Linked DNA regions of Homo sapiens: region 2 is linked to region 1. A link is a loop called in an ENCODE intact Hi-C map of the cell type or tissue named here. Cell type or tissue: ovary. All regions are shown on one strand.

Evidence for each region. A loop is a pair of places that touch in the nucleus more often than their neighbours do. Peaks named below come from ENCODE experiments on the same cell type or tissue, not always from the same donor. Only the 100,000 strongest peaks of a DNase experiment are listed, where the experiment ranks them.
Region 2: a loop joins it to region 1, with 2.9 times the contacts of the local background. A loop is called at or near these places in 13 of 110 quality-filtered maps.

What each region holds. Positions count from the first base shown.
Region 1 is chr4:10,005,418-10,007,917 of GRCh38, forward strand. All of the region lies in intron 2 of SLC2A9 (solute carrier family 2 member 9), which reads right to left. LOC124900664 (a long non-coding RNA gene) reads left to right here and starts at 1,063. Exons shown (of 2, transcript XR_007058026.1): 1 at 1,063-1,275. RefSeq lists enhancers at 518-1,717, 1,577-1,926, 2,207-2,256. In ovary, no CTCF peak of the experiment used is centred here; DNase peaks (open chromatin) are centred at 988 and 1,607.
Region 2 is chr4:10,548,386-10,550,885 of GRCh38, forward strand. All of the region lies in intron 8 of CLNK (cytokine dependent hematopoietic cell linker), which reads right to left. Among named protein-coding and RNA genes, the nearest start is that of ZNF518B, 92 kb to the left of the region's middle. In ovary, a CTCF peak has its summit at 1,438 (motif pointing left); a DNase peak (open chromatin) is centred at 1,473.

The DNA of each region.
Region 1 (2,500 bases):
ACAAAATTCCATGGGCACTGGGGAGCCATTGGAGGGTTTTAGCACGGAATTGATAGCTCTAATTTGTGGTTAAGAATGTTCTTCATAGGTGCAGTGTGAAGGACATTTCAGGGATTAGACTAGAGGATGCTAGGCCTGTTAGGAAGCTCCTGCAATTGGTATGAGATGATGAGTCTGATCAAAATTGTTATGAGTTGCTCCAGAAGCATTGATGTTACGGCTAGTACTAACTACAGCCTAAACTGCAAACAACTGAATAAAAGGCTACATGGTTAAAGCAAAGGAAGCTTAAGAAAGAGCCAAGAGTTCTGGATTTAACACTTGCTTGCATCACTGAGTCTTTCTGTGGCCTTGGGTGATCTTAAGCAATCTGTGTGCCTCTCTGGAAGTGCTGTCAATGTTAAAGGTAGTTGGAATTGGCTTTTTTCCACTCTCAGCTCTGCCACTTCTTTGCTGGGTGACCTTGAGTAAGTTACTTAACCTCTCTGCGCCTCAGGTTCCTCATCTGTTAAATCATTGCCCTCCTTGAAGAGTTACTGTGAAGATTTAATGAGAGAATGAAGATACAGCACAGTGCTGGGTCGATATGAAGTACACAATAAAAACCGGAAATTGGGGTGGTTGGTGGTAGTGTTGTTGATATTTTTACTGCTATATTTGTAAAATAAGGGGCCTAGGCTCATTTATTTGTCAGATTCAAGAATCCATGAATCACTTACCATTATCTCCCAGGCCAGGAACCTGGGGACCAAGCCTCTGGACATAAAATTGAACTCTGCAATTCCCAGCCAAGACTGGCTTAGAGCATCTCCAAATAATAAAAGAAATTGCCAGACAATGGGAGGCAAATTACCTCGTAGCCCGTTTAACAATATTAATGTGCCTTACTGATTCACACAGAGCCTCCCGTGAACTCACTTGGAACGATTCTCAGGAGTCCTGTAAAAATACACGGAAGTAACACTTGGTAGCTGGGCCAGAGTACACACACCATTGCATAAGAGAGGAAGTCATGCCACAATGCCTTAGGGCTTTATAAAGACAGTCTGCACCACTGAACACACTGGCACAGGGAAGAACGCAGTCCAGAAGTCCTTAAAAAAGTACCCATTGTTGAACCAGGCCCTCTGAAGTTAGGGCCCCACAAGAACAAAATTCCACAATCCCAGCAGTGCTACCTAATGTCGCCTGGCTCCCCGAGGTAAGGCCTCCTGTGTAGAAAAGAGCTCTCACAGCACGCCTGAGACTTCTCTTCCTAGAAAAGCCTGCTGCAGGGTAAGTCCCGGGCTTGCATCTGGGAACTTGGATGTTGGAAGGGTTGCCACCGTTCCCAGATCTGGTAAGAGTGACTCAGTGTACCTAAACTGTGCAAACAGTGTGGTTTATGCTGTCTCAGTGTGGTTTATATCTGCTTTCTTTCTGGGAATCTGGAATTTTCTGCTTGCCAAGCAGAGAGTGCCTATGTGACCACCCCCCGAGAAAAACCCTGGACTCCAAGTCTCTAATGAGTTTCCTTGTTAGACAAATTTCACAAGAGTTGTCACAACTCGTTGCTGTGGGGATGAAGCGCGTCCCGTGAGGCTCTGCTAGAAGAGTTCTTTGGAGCTTGCCCCTGGTTTCCTCTGGACTTCACCCCTGCACCTTTTTCCTTTGCTGACTTAGCATTGTGTTCCACCACTGTGATCAGTCATAGCTGTGAGTACTACCGCATTCCTGTGCCAACGCCTGTGACTCATGCCAGTGAATTATCCTACCTGAAGGTGGTGTTGGGTGACCCCAGTACACCTCCCTTGTCCTAAGGAAAAAACTCAGCTCCCATTTTGGCTTGACTTGAGCATTAGGTTTGCAGGTTTGTGGTGTTTTTTCCTCCTCCCCAAGTGATTCTCCCAGAGGAGCCTGGCTGACTCACTGGGAAAGAGGCTCCTGTGCCTCCAGACACCTGAGACTATTTTGTTCCCACAGTTAGCTTTCAGAATGAAATGAAACATGATGAAAGAGGAAACATCAATTACAAGCAACAGCCAGGCAAGTAAGGCTTTCAGAGCCTCCTGGGTTTCCCCTCAGCCACCTTTGCAGTGAGGGGGCAGCCAAATGCTTGGGTTTAATTAGTTGAAACATAAAGAAGGTAAGTTTCATTGTCTATTTGGCCCCAGGCAGAAGCAGAGAAGTGAATGCACTCCCAATATTATTCTTATTCAATCACAGTCCTGAGCCTTCCTCCTGCTGGAACATTCTTTTGAGAGGTTGCATAGCTGTGTTTACAGGGAACAGTGCATTTTCGCAGACTTGAGATGATATTTTGCTCTCCTTTTTGCATATCCTCCGGTTGGCCGGAATGAAAAGGGCAAATTGTTTTCATTACCAGTCAATTCACTTCTGGATGCTTGAGGTAGCAGGGGCCCCGTCTGCAACATCAATTCTGGAATAACTCATTTATAGAATGGGAATAAGAACCCCTAGCTTGTAGATGAGGCCGCCAGAAGGATGAAATGAGGTGTGT
Region 2 (2,500 bases), 540 kb after region 1:
TGTCTATATTGAACATTAACCCTTATCAGGTATATAGTTTGCAAATATTTTCTCCCATTTTGTAGTTTGCCTTTCTACTCCGTTGATTCTTTCCTTTGCTGTGGAGAAGCTTTTTAGTTTGATGTAGCCCTACTTGTTTATTTGTGCTTTTGCTGCCTGTCCTTTTGGTCTCATACCCAAAAAGTCATTGGCAAGATACAATGCCAAGGATCTTTTCCCTATGTTTTCTTCTAGGAGTTCTGTAGTTTTGGGTATACCCCAAGTTGATTTAATCCACCCCAAATTGATTTCCTTGCATGGTGTGAGGAACGTGGTCCTGCCCTGTGCAGAGGAACAGGTCCTGCCCTGTTCTTCTGCACATTAATATCTAGTCTCTCCACTATTTGAAGAGACCATCTTGTCTCCATTGTGTATTCCTGATGCCTTCATCAAAAATTAGTTTAATCAATGCATGCATTTATTTCTGGGCTCTGCACTCTGCCTTACTTGTGTGCATGTTTGGTGTACCACTGACCACGACAGCCCTGTCATGTAATTTGAAATCAGGAAGTGTGATGGCTCCAGCCTTGTTCCTTTTACTCAAGATTGCCTTGGCCACTCAGGGTCTTTTGTGTTACTCAGGGTGAATCTTTATGATACACTGTCCATGTGTCCTGTGTCTTCATTATAATGTAGGATTATTTTTTCTAGCCTCACTTAGTATTCCTCCCTCCCTTTTAAGATTTTTGTGTAGTATAATATCGGCAATAGTTACAAAAATCCACGGGGATTTCAGCCGCATCAAATATGCCGACTGGCAAGTGCTGATACCATGAGCTTCACTTAATCATTGCTTAGCTAACCAAAATCCTTCAAAGTAAGAGGTTAAGGTGAACTTAAGGAACTTTGCAGGTGAAAAAAACTGGATTGAACAAGCAAAGTAACTTGTCTACCATTATACAGCTTTGATGGTAATTCAGATAAATTCCAGAAAGCTTCTTAAAATTTGGGGGCCTTATTTAATAAAGCAATAATAAATCAAGTATTTGTGATATTTAAAGGAGGGTGAGCTTTGGAACTGAATTTGTTAAGATTGAATCTTGATCCTGTTCATACTATGGGCAGGATCATGGCACGTGCTTAATGAATGTTTATGAAATAAACAAATGGATTGAGGAGTGAATGAATTTCCCCATCTGGAGAAGTAAGGAGTGCTTATTTATACTTCATGGAAATTCATGTGTGGAATAAATGAATTGATGCACTTCAAGGCATGGTTCTTAATGCACAGCTGCAGTTACTACTATTATTATAGTATGAAAAATTAGAGGGAAAACGGGAATTTACCTCCCTAATGAAGTACACAAATATTCTAAAATGCTAGGAAAAGTTCTCTGTCAAACAAGAGGACCCAAACAGTTGTTCAAAGTCTTTCCCATCTCCAGTTTTCTCTTGGAGAAGCCAGGCATGCTCTCCACCTGGTGGTCATAACGTGTAATTAGCACCATTTGCCCAGAGACTCATTGGCTTTGCAGTCTCAGGACAGATCTCACAAAGTTACTGCTTTTGGGTAGGTAATGTACTGAGGTGGGCATAGCATGGTTGCAGAATCCGATGGACCTTGGTTTGACTGTTTCCACCACAACTTATTATGGTGAAACCATGAAGACATTGTCAATATCACCGTGTTCTGGGAGGGTTAAAGTAAGACCTCTTGAAGAAGGAAAAAGAGTTAAGGGATTGTTCTTTGGAGTGGCTGCTGCCAGCTTGCAATGGATGGTTGTTAAACTTTCAGAAATTCTGTGAACTGGCTTTACATACAGCCATTATTAAAAATACATTACATAGGCCAGGCGCGGTGGCTCAAGCCTGTAATCCCAGCACTTTGGGAGGCCGAGGCGGGCGGATGACGAGGTCGGGAGATCGAGACCATCCTGGCTAACATGGTGAAACCCTGTCTCTACTAAAAAATACAACACAATTAGCCGGGCGTGGTGGCGGGCGCCTGTAGTCCCAGCTACTCGGGAGGCTGAGGCAGGAGAATGGTGTGAACCCGGGAGGCGGAGCTTGCAGTGAGCCAAGATCGCGCCACTGCACTCCAGCCTGGGCGGCACAGGGAGACTCTGTCTCAAAAAAAATAAATAAATAAAAAATTACATAAACATACACTTAAGTTACAGCAGCCCTCCACTTATCCTAAGGCAAAATGTTCCAAGACTCACGATGGATGTCTGAAACTGAGGATAGTAATAAACCCTATATATCCTATGCTTTTCCTAAATATACAGACCTATGATAAAGGTGATATGTGACAGCAAAACAAGCACACTTTTTTTTCCTTCTTCCCAATTTCACGGATAGAAGATTCATTTTTATTGTCGATCCCAGTAACCTCAGCATACAATATTTTTTCTTTCCTTTTCAAGTTGAGAACTTCCACCTTTTCACTTAAAGGAATCACTTTACATCTTCTCTTTGGCAAATCAGAACTGTCAGCATCACTGCTCTTGCGCTTTTGGAC